Regions from separate parts of the Homo sapiens genome. Here region 2 is linked to region 1. A link is an interaction called in ENCODE POLR2A ChIA-PET data of the cell type or tissue named here. Cell type or tissue: Caco-2. All regions are shown on one strand. Each heading gives the region's core, and the rest is flanking DNA. Links, peaks and the distances in the headings are about the cores only.

Region 1 (9,930 bases), core at 2,235-7,234:
CTCAGAAAGCATGTCTTGATGCTTCTTCTGGCCCATGCTGGGGAGAGCAGGCTACAGAGATAACTGCCCATAGCCTTGTTTCTGCCCTCCTGGGACTTAAAATCCAGAGGAACATATTGGGCTGGAAAAAGCTGAGTTTTTAGAATTAGATAGGCTAGTGTTCAAGTTCTGGTGTGGCTACTTTCTAGCTGGGCAATCTTGGGTATGATAGATAGTCTCTCTGATCTCCCCTCCTCATTCGGAAAGGCATGATCACCATGACCATCTGGTAGGATTTCTTGTGAGTACCGAAATGAAAGGTGGAAGCATTTGGCCCAATACCCAATAAGTGCCAAAGAAACATTAGTGCCCTCCCCTTCACCAAAGCTTCTTCCTGGATGGCCCACTGACCCCCGGTGTCCTCTGATATTTCTGGGGTCTTTCAGAAGGTGAGTAATCACTTTACGATGTCTGAGATTTTTAGTCTTGACTGCTTTTGTTTCCTAAATGATGGAACTCCCAAGCCTTGGTTTCCAAGGATTTGCTCTCCATTTCTTTATCACATTCACAGATTACTTCCCAGTCAAGTGAGATGTTCAATAGAAAATTTATTCCGGGACACTGTGGTTTTAGTGCACAGTTAAAGAAAAAAAACATGGGAAAGAAGCCAGCTGGACTATGAAATATTCATTTGCATCACAAATATTTACTGCGTTCTGTGTGCCAAGTACTGTGATAGGTCTTGGAGGCAGAACAGTGGACATGGTAGATAAAAGTCAAATCCCGAAGGCAATTCCATAAACCACAAATAGAAAGCACACCTTTGTATTTCTTGTCATGGCTATAGATCTGACTGGGGTTGTATGTAAGGAGGAGTGGCTGCCTGGTTCTCACAAAGCATGGTGGTGGACTTAATGAATTCATTCTCTGTGGCTAGGAGCCTGCATTCCCCCTCACCTCCCCATGGGCAAGCACTTTGGGAAAGCCCTTTCCCCAAAGCCTCCCACCCTTTCTCTCGCAGTCTGACATTGCAGTTTACATTTGGTGCTTCTTGAGTCCAAAACAATTTCTTAATTCAACAAATGATCACACATCATTCCCTGACTGTGTAAAGTACAGCAAATTAGCACAGCCAAAGCAGGAAATATTTGCTCTGAACGTGCACCCGTCTTTGTTTTCACAGCCTCTTCCCAGTCAATGGAGTGCAGATCATCTATTGCCAGACACCATGGTATACACTAGAGTTACAGAGGTGAAGAGGCACGGTCCCTTTCATACAAAAGTCAGTGTGAAAGGGAGACAGACATTAACAGAAACACTTAATCCACCGGACTGAGTTCCATAGGAAGCAGTGACATGGCAAAAGGAGTGGTCAATTGTTTGGAGGGAACTATGAGATGGAAAAAACAGGAAAGATAATTTTCAAAAGACAAAGCAGCATGCATATAAGGGCATAAATATTTTTTGTTGAGACCCCCTTTAATAGACTCTAACTCTACAGTTGTTACTTTGACACCCTATACAGTAAATCCATAGTATTTAAGCAGATTCTATAGTCATCCAAATATTTGCCCATAGCCATTCTTTAACCGTGTCTGCTGCTAACAAATGCCAGCAAAGCACAGCATTGTCTTTGTTTTAACATTTCCCTTAAAATAGGGCCACCTTTCTGTTTTCCACCTGACTCACAGTGAAACAGAAAGACCTGGAATGAAGTAAGTCATTTGGTGCCCTGAGATAAAGGACAGCACAGCCTGTCACGTGGCAGTCACGGGGGAAGTTGTACTGACAGTCTCTTAGAAATGCAAAAACAATAAGGGCACTTGGCAACCAGAATGGAATACCAAGACGTTGGCCAATTTCCTCTAGGCTTTCCTGGGAGAGGTGGCTGTAGGAGGCTGGGGTGGAGGGGCTGATCACAGGCTTGCTCTACTGGCTCTAGAAACCAGAGGTGTAACTGGGAGCTCTCTGTAACTTTCCAGGTGGTGAGCATAGAGGCTATGGACATGGCAGGGATTTCCATGTCCACACCAAGGGCCCCTCCCTGAGCCTGAGCACGAGGTGGTGAGCTCTGAGCTCACTCCTGAATCCCAGCACATAATCACTCAGAAGCCAGGGAAAGAGGAAGTCCTCCAAAGCGTGGCTGCCCTTACCCAGTGTTTTGTGGAGCCTACTTTAGGCAGATTATCAGTAAGAATAAACCCTATAGTGCTATAATGGGCAAGCAGTGATACCTTTTCAAAGCACTATTTTTTTCAAATTGAACTTGTTTCTAAAACTAAATTATGGTAATGGTTGTACTACTCTATACATTTACTAAAAATCATTAAATATCATTAAATTGGATGCTTATAATGTGTGGATTTTGTGGTATATAAACTATGCCTCAGTAAAGCAGTTGTAAAAAATTTTTAAATCACACCTGTTAATGGATTCCCCAAACACTGTTTCTCTAGCACCTAGAGGTGGTGATTTTTTTTGTTGTGTTTTGTTTTGTTTTGTTTGTTTGTTTGTTTGTTTTGAGATGGAGTCTTGCTCTGTCACCCAGGCTGGAGTGCAGTGGCACGATCTTGGCTCACTGCAAGCTCCGCCGCCCGGGTTCCTGCCATTCTCCTGCCTCAGCCTCCTGAGGAGCTGGGACTACAGGCGCCTGCCACCATGCCTGGCTAATTTTTTGTATTTTTAGTAGAGATGGGGTTTCGCCATGTTAGCCAAGATGGTGTCGATCTCCTGATCTCGTGATCCACATGCCTCGGCCTCCCAAAGTGCTGGGATTGCAGGTGTGAGCCACCATGCCCGGCGAGGTGGTGATTTTTTTGTTTTTTTGTTTTGTTTTGTTTTGTTTTTTTGAGGCATGGTCTCCCTCTATTGCCCAGGCTGGATGGAATAGAGTGGTGCAATCATAGCTCACTGTAGCCTTGAACTCGTGGGCTCAAGCGATCCTGTCATCTCAGCCTCCCAAGTAGCTAGAACGACAGATGCAGCCCCCCCACATCTGGCTATTTTTTTCTCTTTCTTTCTTTTTTTGTAGAGGCAGGGTTTTGCCATGTTGCCCAGACTGGTCTGAAACTCCTGGCCTCAAGCAATCCTCCCACATGGGTCGCCCAAAGTACTGGGATTATAGGCGTGAGCCACTGCACCTGGTCTGGTTCAGAGAGTTTAACAGGCATTGCCTTAAGCAAAATATTGGACAAACTGAGGAGTTTCTAATATGCCTGTTGTGCCCTTTCTCCACCTCTGTGACCTTCCCTCAAATCAGTTACTGGGCAGGTTGTGGTGGCTAATGTCTGTAATCCCAGCACTTTGGGAGGCCAATGGGGGCAGATCACTTGAGGTCAGGAGTTCGAGATCAGCCTGGCCAACATGGCAAAACCCTGTCTTTTTTGTATTTTGTAAAAATACAAAAAAAAAAAAACTTAGCCAGGTGCACGTCTGTAATCCCAGCTATTTGGGAGGCTGAGGCACGAGAATCACTTGGACACAGAAGTTGGCAATTGCAGTGAACCGAAATTGCACCATTGCACTCCAGCCTGGGGGACAGTGCGAGACTGTTTCAAAAAAAAAAAAAAAATCAAAAATCCGTTACCTGACACTTTTCTCTTTTAGCCCTTCTTTCTCCCAAAACGAATTGCTTAGTATTTTACTTACTCATTAAAGAATGCGTCCTTGGCTTTTTAATATATTTGCACTTTAAACCTGTCTTTCATTCTAGAATGATTTTTAAAATCCTCATTCAAGGATTTAAAACCTTAAGGGAAGGGATAGAAGGGTAGTGAAGAAGAAGGGCTTTCCCCTAAGATCCTAGAAATCACAACAGGAAGGCAACTATCTATTTTGTCCGCCAGTAAAGTCAACTGACTGAGTATGACAGAAAATTGGGTTGATCTGATGTTCTCAAACATGGCCGTGGAAATGGCCTTGAGAGCAGAAGGTGTGTTGAAGACTAGTCCAGGCATTCCATCAGTCCACCAGTGAATCAGATACAACTAGGAGCTTCCGTCACAGAGGAGCTTACTGTAGTTACAAAAACAGCCAGAGTCAGCCGGGCACAGTGGCTCATGCCTGTAATCCCAGCACTTTGGGAGGCTGAGGCAGGTGAATCACCTGAGGTCAGGAATTCGAGACCAGCCTGGCCAACATGGTGAAATCCTGTTTCTACTAAAAATACAAAAAAAAAAAAAAAAAAAAAAAAAAAAAAAAAAAAATTAGCTGGGCATGGTGGTGGGCGCCTGTAATCCCAGCTACTCAGGAAGCTAAAGCAGGAGAATCATTGAACCTGGAAGGCGGAGGTTGCAGTGAGCCAGGATCGCGCCATTGCACTCTAGCTTGGGCAACAATAGCAAAACTCCATCTCAAAAAAAAAAAAAAAACCCAAAAAACAACAACAACAAAAAAAAAACAGCCAGAGCCTCATAAAGATGATTTATGTCCATGGAGAGAAGTGTGAACTCCTAAATATTGACATGACTGACAGTGTGGGGATGAATTCAATTAGTTGTTACAGTATCACTCTTTTAACCTTTAAAAGCATTTTGCATGTATCAAGAGAGAAGCCATGTGATTCCATGGAGAAAATGAGATGGAACTAGCCAATCTGGGTTTGTACCTTGTCTGTTTCTCTCTAAGTTCTTTGTGAATTTAGATGAGCCACCTAAACTCTCTGAGTCTCAGTCCTCCCATGTCTAAAACGGGACCCCCAACTTCACAAAGTTGTTTTGAGGTAGATGGTGTTAACCTGCTTCCACATACTGCAGAGAATAACTGTGATTGAATAAGAGGAGTATTTCACTAGTTAAAATGCTCTACTCTATTTACTTGATCTTCCAAATAATTTTCTGAAAAAAGATACCGCAGATGGCTATTACTATCTGATGGCAAAGAAAAACAGTAGTGGCTAAGTGACTTGCCTGGGATTAATATTCACATTTCCTGATAAGAATAGGGCTTTCTGGAAGCCAGCATTTTTAAGATTCTGGGTTAGTTTCCACTGTGGTTTAGGGAATCCAGTCAGGGGATGTCAACATTGACATTTCCCCTTCCAATTAGTCTCAAGAGTTCACATATCTCACTCTGTTCAATACAACCTGGAGTGTAATCATTTGTTGGTAATAACCTAGCCCTTGTTTAGCCTCATGGATCTGACTCTGAACCTGGACATCCTATGGACAAAAACACCACTTGCTTTTTATTGGCATGTTGGGTAGAATGGCTCCACACAGCCAGGAAACAATTTTATTTTTCCCCTTTGCAACTCAATTATGAGGCTGAAGGGCACATATAGATTTTTCTGCAGGAATCAAAGGGCTTTCAGGCTTACTTGATGAGTAGATTTCTGCATCACCTCCGTGGTAAAGGGTTAGCTGCTTTTAAGAGGCAAAAATGCCCAGACTGAAATAAAGAAGGAAAAAAAATAATAATACATTCCAGACCACCTTGTAAAAAATAGGTAGGCGTTCTCAATCTTGGCCTTTCACTCCAGTCCCACTTGAGGCCACTCTCTTTCCAGAGGCTCTATGGAACAACAAGGGTGGTGAGAACGCTGAATTAGGAGGCAAAAGCCCATGCTAGTGTTCTGTCCCCTAATGTGACCCACGCTTAGTGGGGATCCTGTTCAGAACCTTCAACCTGCTCTTCCTCTGTCTCTCTGCCTATAAAATGAGGGAAGTAGATTGGCTACTTTAACAAATCTCCCCTTTATAAATAACTTGTGACTCTATTTTCTATGGTTTTTTTTCAGAGTACATCTTTCTCCATTTATTTATGTGTGTGAGGGTTCAATCGTTCGATAAAGGCTATGTTTGAGAGAAGATGGAAAGGCATGGAATAAGTTTTGATCTTGGGTTTACTGCTAACATTGACTTTTCCCGTTAGCCCACCTAGGTTCTAAAGAGCTAGTATCCAGAGCTTTGACACATGGGGTGCCAGGCTTTGTTTCTCTGTTAAAATCCCCCAAATTTCCTGACTCCTCAGAACAGCTCAGCTCAGCTGGGAGTCTGTGGCTGAGGCTGGCCGAGACATCAGCAGAGTACCTGGAATGGAACTCCAAGCAGGTCGAAGCTTGGGAGCCAGTGTCCTTGCAGTCTGAATATTTGGGGTGGAGAGAGGTAACTCTGTTATGCTCACCGCTGGGACCACAGCAAGAATTCCTTTGCCACCATTTCTCTAGTCAGGCGGAGCTGTCCAGGGTTCAGGTGGCTTTCCAGGACATGCTTCAACTTGCCTGGAGATGGGTGGTGTGAGCAGATCCCTGGGTGTCTCTCTCTGGAGGTAATAATGACAAAGAGGTTTAGCCACTGAGGGAGAAATGCATCCCCAGGTCTGAGGGGATATCCCTTTTCTTCAAACAATCCCTGGGTTGTTTGTCTACAGTAGAACTCTCTTTAATAAAAAAAAAAAATGAAATGAAATAAAAATAAAGTAAAAGAACGCCCATCTTCAGTATACCAAGCAGCATGCAGGGCATAATCGCCTCAATTCTTGGTATCTGGCACAATGTTCAGTTGGCAGAACCACGCTTTCTGTGGGGGTAATAAGCTTAATATTTAGCCTGCATTACTGGGGCAGTGGTGAAGGGAGGGGGACAAAATGGGAGAGAGACCACTGTAGAAATGGATATTGAATTCCAAGTATTATTGTTGGAATCTCTGGAGAAAATGGCTCCTGAACATACAGGATTTTCAGTACAGTTTAAAAAAGGAATGACTCTTCTGGTTTTTCCATTTACTGTAGCTTCCCAAAGCTTATTTTTAGTAGCACTAATAGTGCCGCCTACCCCTGTACTCATTTTCTACAGATTTGAAAATTTGGTATTATCCTGTCTCTCCAGAGGTGCCTTCTATTTCTAAAACATTAGTACCATGGAGGGGGGAAAATAGGGCATTTTCTGAGAGAAAGGAGCCTTGGATATTTGCATTCCATTTTGATTAGTATTTTTTGTTTCTCTCAGTTCATTCAGAATCAAGGGAAAACATATTTAAATGGATATAATGTGATGCCAAGTGCCTCTGGACACCAAAAGCGCCCCCTCCACACACACCCTACGGTCAGCTCAGGCATGAAGGTGCATGTCCCCTCAAGGCCAGGCTAATGGTGGCCCTGACTCAGAGGCAGGCCTCACCAGCATGGATCAACTATAAACTAAACTGCAGAAGGCACTCATGCCCTGGGTGAGCTATGGGCAGAGAAAAACTCAGGAGCCCCAGACACATGTGGTCAGTGTGTATCTGGGTGGAGGCGGGACGTTCCGAGCATTGGAGCTGACCCCATGCACAGCCTCACAGGCTGGAACCAGGCGTCTTTGAGTGGAAGAAGTCAAGGGAGTCCCATTAGAGAAGGACCCTCTGTGTTCACTGTGCACCTGGGAGCAAGGTTTCTCACAACAGACTCTGCTGCTGAAAAATTAGTGTTTGAGTTCTAACTGGAGTTACAGACCTTGGTGACTTTGCATAGCCCTCTTGACAAGCGGGGCAGCCTTGCCAAATGACACATGGGAAGTGGAGGGTGTGCAGCAAATGCTATTTGTACGTGTTGGCTCTGGGAGTGGCAGAGTATTTCTGAGAAAAAAAACGCTAAATGTGGGCATCCTCAGCCCAGGGCTCCTCCTTTTATCAAGAGATGGCTTTGTGACAACATGGGTGCCTGAGTCCTAACAGGCACATTACAGGTGAAGTTTTGAGAAAGTATTGCTGTGTTAAATTTCCACATATGGCCTCTTCTAGCACGAATAATTCACAAATGAAGAGCCTAAAATGTTACATCTGGAAGTGACTTGAGATATCTTCTAATCTAGCTTGTTATGTAATCAAGAGCACGGAGCCCAGAGAGGGAATGTCAAGGTCAAGGTCACCCAGCTGGTGTCTGGTCTGAGTGGATGGCCCCTGACTCCTGACTCCTCTTACATTGCTCTTTCCACTGACTTTTGAAAGTGACAGATGGAATGGCCACCAGGACATGAGAGACATTTAGAGAGACATCTATTCCATGAATCCCCAATGACTGCCCCTTGCCTTTATCTTGCCTCCAAGCCTCTTCTTCCATACTCTTCTGTGCCGTGTAGCCCTGAACAAGCTGCTTCACCTCTCTGTACCTTGTTTACCTCATGTATGAAAGGCAGATGATGTTGATGATGATGGTGGTGATGATGATAATGTTGGTGGGGGGCTGAGGATGATGATGATACCTCCCTCCCAAAGTGATTATGTGTCAGAACGAGCCTCAGAGTCAGAAAATCGGGTTCAAACCCTGGTGCTCCCTCCTTCTAGCTGCTTGGAGCATTTTGAGTCACACACTCACTCTGAGCCTCAGTTTCCTTGGTTTTAAAATAGAGGAAATAATTCCTAACTCATAAAGTTGTTATGAGGATTAATTGACAAACTATAGATGTACAGCTCTTAGCTCAAATGCTCAATATATAGCCCCTGGTATTACTACAATTGCCAATAATAATAATGAGTTTGAAAAATGCAGGTACAAGTTTTTTTATAATCTGAATGTACAATAAAAATCTTAGTTATTATTAACCACCGTGGCCGTAGTATCCATCCCAAGCTATCAGTAAGATTTCTGCATAGCTAGCCCCTGGATTGGCCAGGGCTGGGTACTAGATTGGCTTCCTAAAATTCCTTAAATCACTTGTTTGCCTCTGATACAGTCTGGCTATTTCTGACACGGCCAAAGAGACCACAGAGGGCATTAAGCTGCAGAAGAGAAACTACAAACAATATCTGAGAGAGGGAGAGATTTCCTAGAATGGCTGCGACCACCTCCCTGCCAGTTTGATTTCCTGTGCAGCTGTGTGTGTTGAAAAGATTGATGTGGGCACGACCTTTAGACCCTGTTTGAAAATTACACATACAAATGGTACTTTAATGGTACATGTGGTAGTTGGGGGGTTGTGTTAATTACATTTGAATAGAGAGATGGTGATAATTCACTAGCTCAGCCCCTGGTAGTTAATTTTGTTACATCTAGGGGAAAATTCTGTTGGGGTCTATGAGTAGCTGTGGTGCAATTAGGCAGCAAGAAGGTTTTTGTCGGTACAGTTGCTATTGATTAGTATTTACTTTAAAAAGAGTAAAAGCTATTCCCTCGCGCCAGGGCTGCCTAATCTGTCAGAAGAAGAGGCTACATGTTTCACAGACGCATAGCAGGCTTGTTCATATATTATGAAGCCCCCGAAAAGAGAGTCCAGTATAAAAATCTTCCCAACTGGTTTTAATGATGCTCAAGTAAAAGGGATATACCACAGACAAGATCTCATTAAAAGAGAGAAGTCTTTTTGTAGATTTGCTGATTTATTTATGAAACACCTCTGAAATATTTATAAATGCTTTCCTGATATTTATCTGAAAATACATTTTAGGGCTTCTTTGGTAGAAGAGAGGGGGAGAATAAAGGATGATGAGGGTGGAAGAACAAGGTGAATTCAGCACCATTTCTTTCAGTAGCAAGGAAAGGGATATCCTAGGGTATAGGAACATGTCACTAGGGGGTGCCCCAAGAACCAGGCCGGCTCTAACCTGCTCAGCACAGGTGACCCTACTTGCTTGGATCTCTTAAACAGAAGCAATGGCAATCACAAGTGCTCTGTTTAATTTTCCTGACAGAACCGGGGCAGATACAGACGCTCTTGAGGGCTTTATCACTTCCTTCACTTTTAGAGCTATTTATTAATTGAAATAATAGTTATGCTACCCCTTGCCTCAGACCTACTTTCATCTGTTTAGCAACTGCTTTCTATGAAACACAAAAGAGCTCAGCAATGACACTCGTGTCTTAATTAACCATTGAATACCTTATAGAGCAGCTGTCACAACTCTTGTCACTTGAAAGGAAGCACAGTGGTCCCTGTTTAAAAAGAAAAAAAAATACACAGAAAAAAAAGTTGATCTAATGAGCTGTCTTTGACATTTCTTAAGAATTGCATATTTTATCATCATGCTTTGCACTCAT
Region 2 (9,930 bases), core at 2,783-7,782, 290 kb after region 1:
GGCTCTGAGCTGCTAGTGGGAGGCGGAGCTCCGGGCTGTCCCCCTCTCCCCAGCAGCCATCAGCGCCAGGGTGCCCGGCAACTGTGCCTTGGACTAACCCGAAAAGCCACACATCCCAGACCTGGGAGCACTCCAGCCAAACGAGTTTGTGGCAGAACCTGGTAACTTCCAGAGCCTTTGAACTGGAGTGTGGAGCTTACTGCTTTCCCAAACACTTCTCCTGGAAGATACTGTCACCAGCCAGCCCCTTGGTCCCAGCTGCTGCTCCCTCCCAGGTCCATGCTGGTGCAAGTGTCACAAAACAGACAGTAATTGAGTTCAGCCTTTATTGAGCAGCTACTCTGTGGCAGGTACTACCCTAGATTTGGACATTACCATGTTACTTAATTTTTATTTTCATTTAAAAATACGTACCATTTGCTGCATGCCAGACACTGTTCTAACCACTTAACACATAAGAACTCATTTGATCCTCATGACGGCCTATGAAGTAGGTTCTATTATGATTTCAATTTTTTGGATGTGGAAACTGAAGCACAGAGAGATTAAGTCACTTAAGGGATGAGATGTGGTCCCTGTCCTTATTTGAGCTAATACCATGAGGTCTTTTTCCCTTTCACATTTTCTATGTTATTTTCACTTACTTTCCATTTGATGGTTATCTCAAAAATATTATTCAGATCCATCTGTAAATATGCATTAATACTTACTGTGCACCAGATATCCTGGGACTCCAAAGAAGTCTAAAGTAGATTCCTCACTCTAAAGCAACAGAGTTTGGTTAGGGTAACGAAGCATCTATACTTTAGCTACAAAAGGAGATAGTGAGAGATGCTGACCGTGGGACCTTCAGGAGTTGAAGGGACAGGAAGAATCTTAGGGGCAGGAATGACTGGGGAAGACGTCAGAGAAGGTGGATGGAGCTCTTGGAAACCTGAATAAATGAACAGAGAGAATCAGCCTAGTGAACTACGGCTGTCTGTCCATTGAGGCCTGCAAAAGCAGGCAAAGATGCGGTACACCTTCTGCAGAAAGTGCCTCAAACAATGCCTGTGGTTCTGGATCTTAAAAGCATAAAGCCCTGAAATCTTGAGTGGTTTGGTGGACCTCACAGCTCCTGAGCCACAGTGAAGTGGTCAAGATGGATGATCCTTGTGTGATAATACATTATGACTCATTATGATAAAGTGGCAATACAGAAAATGTGGGGACCAACTTGTAGGCAGAACTCCCGCTTGTATGCAGACAGATTTCAATGCTATGAGATGAGGGGAAGGAGGGAAGCAGCTAATGTGTTTAGTGTTACAGGATTACTACTAAATTTCTCAGTTGACTTATATGTTATGATATTCTTATGCAATAAAATTTTAAAAGATTTTAGGAAACAAAGCAAAACAAAATTTCCTCAGCCCTGATGATTATGAACTGACGTAAAAGGCATCATCATGATACATCATCTGTGACTATGGGTTGCCATATTTGTAGCCCCAAGATAGTTTGTCCCCAAATTGTTCAAATGCAGCTGAGGTGGCTGCTGACAGTGCATAAAACTAAATTCAATCCTCAATAATAGGAGGAGTCACAACTTGTCTTTGTCTCCAAAGAAAGATGATCCATTGAAGAATGTGTGTCAATTTTTGTAGTCATTTCGTTACCACGATCATGCTTTAACTCGAAGAAAGCACCACTGAATCCTGGAGTGCACTTTACATTATGAAACATTACAGTAAGCAGTTGATGTCCAACATGATTGCAATTAGAGCTTAGTGAAGCACAAGAAGGGACAATCCATGTAGGATGCATTAGTGTAACTGTGTTTGCCAGGAACAAGTTTTAACCTTTTGTACAGCTGTTGAGGGAAAGGTGCCAGTATTCCCTGTGAGAATACCTGTCAAGTTTGCATTTGAACAGGGAACACCTAGTTTATGTTTGTGAAGACCACTCCCTTTTTATGCTGAGCACCTTTGGGCATGTGTCAGCAAGGAGGTGTTAAGGCAGATGGGAAAAACAAATGCATGAGCTTCAAACCCAGCAGATTAGCAAGATTTGGAGAAATGGCAAGGCAGGAAAAGTTACAAAGAAATCACCTATTCCCATAACATAGAAATGTTGGAAAGTGACATTTGGAGAGTGAGAAGGGGATTATCTTTAAGAGGTAAAACTCAAAAGAAGGATGACTTTCTCCTATCCTGAAATGAGAAAATACATTCATTTTTCTTTTTGTCATCAAAGTATAAAGAACATGTTACCTATGTATCCTGCCTCTTATAAAGCTCCTGGAGAATAAATACTTTTTTTTTAAGTTGTGTTCACATATTTTATAGTGAGTTGAAATTTGGTAGGGGCAACTATAACATAAAGTAGGTATCCTGCCTCCTAATATTTTAATCCAGTCATCCAACATTTGACACATTTTTGGGGCACTGCTGTGTGCCAGGTGCCTGGGGTGCAATACTGAACACAAAGGACGGGCTTCAAGATGTGCGTGTATGGGATCTGTGTCACCACCTGCTACATGTATCTGTAGGGGCTGTGTGGGTAGGCAGGGGTCAGAGCAGAGAGCAATGTAGCAGAGGTTGCCCTTGGCCTTGGCCAAAGTTGATTGAGTCTTGAATGCTGGTACCCAAGCATTACTCCATCACTGTTTCTGAGGATGGTGTTACTGTCAGATTCTTAGAGTCCCCAGTCACCTCTGCCCCACCTCCAGCAACACAGGAGAAGAAAACCAGCCAAGCTAAGTGTTACTGGCCAAGAAAAGAAAGATATGGATAACTATTAAAAGAACATCTGTTTAACACCTTATCTGTGGCCTGTAGTAGTCTATTCCTAACTGATAATTAAAAATTGCCCTCGGTTACAAGCCCCATTCACTTCTCTATGACTTCTTAGTTTTAAGAACCAGAGTTTGGCTTGCCAAGAGTACAGCAGACTTCTTGAGCACCTCTTATCCCTAGCTGCCTCTCTATTTTTCCCCCATACCCACAGCAACACCCTGACATAGCCAGGCCCAGCCTCTGGAACAGTCCTGCCCAAACTTGGGCTTAGCAACTGTTATCAAGAACTGGATGAACTGAGGCCTCCTTCCCACCACAGGGCAAATCTGCCCATCGCCAGGTTTGAAGTTCTTAATGAAGACCAGGCTGAGAAGAAGCTCACAGTTTTAGGTTTCTCTCTCTCTCCCTCTTTCTCTCTCTCTCTCTCTCTCTCTCTCTCTCTCTGTCTGTATGTGTGTATGTGCGTGTGTGTGTGTATTTTTTCTTTACTCTTTCTTCCTTCCTTCCTGATTAATATAGCTCATCATCCACTGTGCTATGAATCTGTAACACGCATTGAAATTGGCCAATGACAGTTCTGCAGGCAGTCCCTCCGGGGGAGTCTATGGATAGGATGTTCTCCAAGAGGAATTCTCACTGTCACGTTCTGCCTTTTGCGCAGTTGCTTCCTCAGACCTTGCTGCCTTCAAAACTCAGTACAGAGTTCACCCTTTGCTCCTGTGTTTCTGTGGTAAAAATAGGGCCCCCAAATTTCAATGGACCAGGTATGATTTCTTTGCCTCAATTAGTGGACAAGCACTTAATGAAGACTGGGGCTGGGTGCTCTCCCTTGTATGAGTGATTGATTGATTCAACAAATATGAGCAATAAAATGGCACCTACTGTATACCAGGCACTGTGATGGGTTCTGTGACTATAACACTGAGCCAGACAGATACACTCCCTGTCCTACTGTACTCACTAGTAAAGAATACATATCATCATATCACCCCTGCCTCTGATAAGTTGTGCTAGGACAGAAAGGAGAGAAAGCTTGGGGCGATTGTGTTGTTGTGGGCTTTTTTGTTTGATTGATTTCAGAAGCAATTCTATATTGTGCAAGTCTTCCCCCAAATGCATTGTCTTTTATATGAATCTTGCCCATCATAGTAAAAGCATGTACATCAAGTCTTCTTCAATGTATTTTCTCTGAGAACTCAACCTGTTACTTATAGAGGTAGACGTGAGGCTGGTCTGAGAACAAGGGGGGTTTTGAGGACCAGGGGGTTTCCTACAGCCTTTCCCCTGACTCAGCAAACCTTGCAGCTAGTCGAGCTGAACCTGGATGTACCTCAACCACAGAACGCAGGTATGATCATTCTTATTTGTGCAACGCACAAGATTACTCAGGGAAAATCAGTTCATTTGTACCTGAGAAACTTTCTTTCCTAAGCTCTTTTCCTGAAATGCAGTTCTGACATGTTTGGGGTCTGTTTCTGTTCCAAGATCAGAATTTCTTAAACCCCATGACCCCTGGAATTCTTCACAACTTCCCCCAAACACCCCTCTGCTGCTCTTCCCGGCTCTTGTTTCTTTCTGAGCCTTCACAAGGACTCAAGGAATATTTTCTAACTTTTGGTTCACAACAGATACCAGTAAAACAACAAACAAATCAAAATTTCTCAATCCTCACCAACCAATGACAGCCCTCGTGCAACTGGGAGGTTGCCTGGCAGGTGTGGGAGATGAGATTTTAACAGACAACAAGGTGAGAGATGAGAGGGCAGACGCATGCGCTGGCATTAGTCTCACACACACTGAAGACGCGTCATAGCACCACCCTGAGCACACACACCCTTATGGGATTTGATCAACACTTTTATCAAATTGCTTAACACTGCCAATTCACATGTTCCCTAATTTACCTTGCTCTCGGTTGATCCCCAAACCACAAATACATATGTGTGCCTAAGTTTGTGCATGCATACATTAAACAGGACATAAAGTGTTTTATGCATGTGAGTGTATATATGTGGACAAAATTTGAGGTATTTTATAATGCTCTTCACATTGAGTTTTATAAGAGTCCAATAGAGGTGCATTTGCTTCTCCTGGAGCAATGGCACTTTTTAGAGGAACTAAATTCAGCACCCCCCAAATGAGACATGCTCATAACAATCATGCTTATAGGTTGCTCACATGTCAAGAGCTGGGGCACATGGGTGAATGGAGAGTGAGAAAGCAGAGTTATTTTCGAAGCAGCCCTCTCAACCTCCATCCACAGAACTCCATGCAGCTAAGGGGTTTCAGGCAGCAGGGCCTCGTCAGTCATTCCTTGCTCATTAACAAAAGGACTTGTCATCTGAAGAACTGGTTGCCATGCGTTGATTGTTAGGAGTTCAGGATAAACAGGTTTCAGCAGCGCACAAAGGTTTTTTGGCAAACAGAAAACATAAACAACTTCCTTATGAGCTAGGCTGGCAGGGAGCAGCTTCCCCGGACCTGGGCTATCGTGAGCTCACATTCTTCCTCCACCCACTGAAGATTGCTCCCTGTTGGTTTTGCTGGGTAAACGCAAATCCCATTATCAGCCTTCTCCTCCCCGGCTGCTGCTGGAGCCCCCGGTACAGAGTTACCTGCTTAGCAAGCTCCTGATAAGTCCTTGGAGGCCCCATCTCGTGAGACTTTGGGGCGAATCTTCCCTCCCCTTCTCATTTTACACTTGTTGCAAGGTGAGGGTTAGAGATACCGGCTGGGGTGTTATTCTTTCCTATTACTGGTTTCCCAGATAAGATAGGCAAACCTTCAGGACTTAGAAGCACTCGATCTCAAGGCTCCGTGGAGAAGAGAAGCCACCCAGTGCCCCTTTATCTATATCCCCTGACCCCAAGTGTGGTCAGCATGGGCTATTACAGGATTCAAAATACAGGAATCAGAGCCATCAGCTCTGCCAAGTGCACTAGCACTAAGATGAGGAAACACGAGAGAGCATTAGGACTTGGGTGGCTGTGGATAGTGGCAGCTGATCCACCACCAGGTTCTAGGAAGCAGAAAGGGGGCTGTGTGTGGGTTGACGCTGTTCTGTTTTCCCTGACAGCTCTTCAACCTGTAGCTCCCTGAGCAGGCTGTTCTGGTCTCAACTTGAGCACATAAACTGGGATGGAGCCACAGCCAAGAACTTTATTAATTTAAGGGAGTTCTTCTCTTTTCTGCTCCCTGCATTGAGAAAAGGTGCGTTATTTGAGAGCTTACTATGCTCCAGGCAGCTATATGTATGTAAGCATGTCAGTGTCTGTCTGCATGTGCGTGTGTATAATCTCATTTAAACCTTATGATTACTATAAATATTAAGTATCCTATTTCTTGAGAAAACTGAGTTTTAGATATTAAGCCATTTGCCCAGCACACATGGCTAGTGGGTGGCAGAGATGGGCTTGAACCTTATTCTGTCAAGCCCTGAAGACCTTGTTCTTTCTCCTGTGCCATGCTGCCCCCTCCCCACAAAGGGTCATAGAACCGACACAGAAGCCATGTCTTTATAAGCCAGATTGTCCGTGAACTGCATTCCAAACCCTTGAATGCTTTTCTTGGGACTTTCTCATCAATGCGCCCTATGAATGCCTCTTTTCCTCAAAAATACACAGAAACACTCCAAAAGAATCAACCTTAATGCTCTTTCCTACACAACTAGAACCTTCCAGAGGTTGCATTTGTACTGATTTGCCTTGCTGCTCCAATTTTTTTATTTCGATTTAGGGTCTACTATCTCCAGGTCTGCTCCCCTCAGCTGATGGCCCATGCTCCAAAATTGTCCTTCCTTCCTCCTCCCCAGCAGTCAATGCCAATGCTTGCATTTCCTCTGTGCGATTAGGAGGAAAGTACTCCATTAAGCCAAACTGTACTTAACTTCCTGAGATATTATCTTTTTCAACCGACAGGCATTGTAGCCTGTCAGCCTAAAAGGATGAATTTCTAATCACACAATTCTCTATTTTTCACTTAAATGTTCAAAAGTCCTGTAAGAATAAAGGATTTTACAAAGGAAAAAAAATGACCATTTTTTTACTAACCTACCAAAAAATTTCCAGTTTTCCTTTTTCATTTTTTATCATATATGTATGTCATTTTCATGTTTTTCCAATTATGGCATAGACTCAATGTTGTATTCTTTTTTTTTTCACATAATTTCCCCATATGAGATATCAGTTGTTTGTCTGAAAGAAAGGCTACTGAGGTTGCAGCAGAAATTTATTGTCCCATAAGGCCTTCCCATGAACTGTCTACCTGAGATTTTGAGGGTGCCCTTTTACCAAATAGTAAGAAGAAAGTCTTTCCCTTTGACACCTTTTTTTTTTTTCAGGTGACTTTGTGGCTGTAATCCTAACACACACACACACACACACACACACACACACACACACACACACAGATATCAAATTGAGATTTTGTGATTATTATTTTCTCTTATATATTAGTAATTTTTAGGATTTTCAAAAGAGTTCACAAAGAGACATTCATTTAATGAATGCCAGACGTGCCTGGCAATCTGGTGGGCATGTTACAGCAAGTTGTTGTATTTGAATCGTAGAACAACCCCGTGGAAAGGTACTATTACCCTCACAGGTGAGGAAATCAAGGCTCCCAAGGATGAAGTTCCCTGCCCAACTGACAAGCGACAGGACAAGATTCAAAGCTGGATCTGACTCCAGAGCTCTTTTTAATTTGTCACCGGGCTTTCTCTCCTTAGAAAAACCTTCACTCTAAAGGGTTAGTCTACATGTCATTTCCAAGGCACACCAGAGAAAATGTAACAAAGAGAAGGAAATAGAGAAGGTTTTATGGTCAAGTGACGCCCCTGTATATTACAGGCACACAGAGATACGAAACAAATGTAAATTTATTCAAATATTATGAGAGAGGCGGTTGTAGTGATACATGTTATACAGGAGACCTATTACTCATAATTGATTTTACTAATATTTTAGCATCTGACCTGTTTCTCTTAATTGAATTGAAATGACTTATGCAACACATTTGTTTTACTGACTTTGGAAAGATATAATCACCTTCACCTACACTTTAAATAGAATTAAAAAAAAAAATTCCTGAACAGTGGCCTTAAAGATAAGTAAAAAAAAAAATACAGTTTCCTTCTCTAGGAAATGCCTAGAAAATTGCAGTTATTTTGTTTTAAGGAGGAAAAAAAAGAAAAGGCATTTTGCACAATGATCAGTGAGGTCACCCTGAACGAAAATAAAATATGTCCATTAAACCCTTCCCAAGAATCACAGATTGAGTCACTCAGGAGAGTACTAGGAGACTGCTCTGCCCTTTTTAACTTAGTCAAAATTAGTAAATCCAAAGCCCTTAAAATATAAACTAATTTCATGTTTGCAGAAAATACTTTACCCCTGGGGACAGAGTAAAACAGAGAGAGAGAAAAAAAAAAAAAAAAAAAAAAAACAGAGAGAGAGAGAGAGAGATTCTTCTAGGTACAGAGGTGTCTCGGATTTCAGCTTCCGTATGACAGCAGGCTTGTTCTACCAAACTGCAGAGAATGCCAGTCTGCTGGGTTTGCTAATGCCTGGTCTAGCAATATACTAAGAATGACAATTCAGGAACATACCAGGGAATTGTTCGCTAAAGGAGGTAAAAATTATGACTCTAACCTCAGGCTTCAACTGGGCATACATCCACTAGTTTCTGCCCGGGGTTAGTTGAGGCTTGGAGGAACATGCCAAAAAGAGGGGAGGTTCATTTTTATTTTTCAAGTTGGCAGGTCTTGTCTTGGGAAGGAAACAGAATTGGTATACCAGCTTTAATGGATTATAAGATGACTGGGCATTGGACAAGGGCACAGGGGAAAAAAGGCAAGCAAAAAGAAAAAAATTATTTTTGAGAACTTGCAAAAAATCAGTCTTGCTGGCCAGTCCTGGCCCTAGGTTGACATCTGTTGTATGTTAGTTTCCAATGTGTCTGTTTCTTAATACATGATCTCAGAACTTCAGTGATAGCATCCAAGGAAAAATTAGAAAATGAGCTTGAGGAAACATTTCTCTGGGTTCCTTCTCCCTGTGCCCAACAGGGAAAGAGCCGATAGAAGCCCTGCCTAGTCTAACTTGAGGCCACCCATTGGCTGGTAGGACTAGGATGAAACATCAGCACCTTTAATGTGGGGTTGAAAAACGGAATGCCAGGAAGTTAAAAGGACTTAGGGGAAAATGTCCTTTGGCCTTCCGCTGCGTGACAGGATTCTGAAGTGGCAGCTAGTGAGCAGAGTAGACTCAGTTAGTCCAGTCAGAGGAAAAAAGCAGCAAAACCAGAGGACCAACATCAGTAATATCTTTGAGTGCAGTGATGAAAGAGTGAGGATGGCTCTGCCAGAAAGGCGGGTCTCTCCATCAGGTTTCCCAAAGCAGCTTGTGTCTATGGCCAGCTGTCAGAGGAAAGGAGCCCTGCCTATTGGCTGGTATTTATTGAGCACCTACTAGGTGCTAAGAGTTCTCTAGACTCCTCGTGCAAAGAAGACTCCACCTTTTTTTTTTTTTTTTTTTTTTTTTTTTTTGCAAAACTCAAGATTGTTTGAGGTAAAGATACATGTTGATTTTGCTTTCTACCAAGACAAAGAAAATGCAGAATAGAATTATTAAAAAGATGCATTTTCATATCACTAGAAAACTCGTAGTACATAAACACAGAAGACTTTGAGGAAGGTTAAAGCTATGGCAAATCGAATCCCTTTTTCATTCTACTCATGTCCTATTCTGGGGCTGATTCAGTGCTGGAAACATGGTAGGATATGAAATGAACAACCAAGGGTTAGAGACAGAAGATATTGAAACAAGGGTCTAGCCACTCCTGCTATGGAGATTCCCTTGGAGATCTTCTGAGGTCTGAGAGATTGAACCCATTCAAGAGGAAAGAATTTTCCATTCCCCACTGTCTATGTAATAATACCCAGCCTGGCAGAGTGAAGATAATTGAGCGGCAATAGAAATTTTATTTACCTCCAAATGCAAATTCCCTTTAACTTGTCCCTACTTAGAATACGTTCTTTCTCCCTTTGTTTGAAATTAGGAAAGACCACTGGCCCATACACTTTAGGTGACATGACTTCTTAGCTTTATCTACTACGAACTTTTTATTATCTTCTGATTTTTCTACCTTGCACAAACCA

What was found. ChIA-PET counts read pairs that join two places held together with the same protein. Peaks named below come from ENCODE experiments on the same cell type or tissue, not always from the same donor. Only the 100,000 strongest peaks of a DNase experiment are listed, where the experiment ranks them.
Region 2: POLR2A ChIA-PET joins it to region 1 with 5 read pairs; 2 of 35 experiments call an interaction of 5 or more read pairs at or near these places.

Annotation. Positions count from the first base shown.
Region 1 is chr15:60,905,324-60,915,253 of GRCh38, reverse strand. All of the region lies in intron 1 of RORA (RAR related orphan receptor A), which reads left to right. Among named protein-coding and RNA genes, the nearest start is that of RORA-AS4, 150 kb to the right of the region's middle. RefSeq lists enhancers at 5,816-7,015, 7,522-8,023. In Caco-2, for the core only: no CTCF peak of the experiment used is centred there; no DNase peak of the experiment used is centred there.
Region 2 is chr15:60,610,948-60,620,877 of GRCh38, reverse strand. All of the region lies in intron 2 of RORA (RAR related orphan receptor A), which reads left to right. All of the region lies in intron 5 of RORA-AS1 (RORA antisense RNA 1), which reads right to left. Among named protein-coding and RNA genes, the nearest start is that of RORA-AS2, 66 kb to the left of the region's middle. RefSeq lists an enhancer at 77-577. In Caco-2, for the core only: no CTCF peak of the experiment used is centred there; a DNase peak (open chromatin) is centred at 5,357.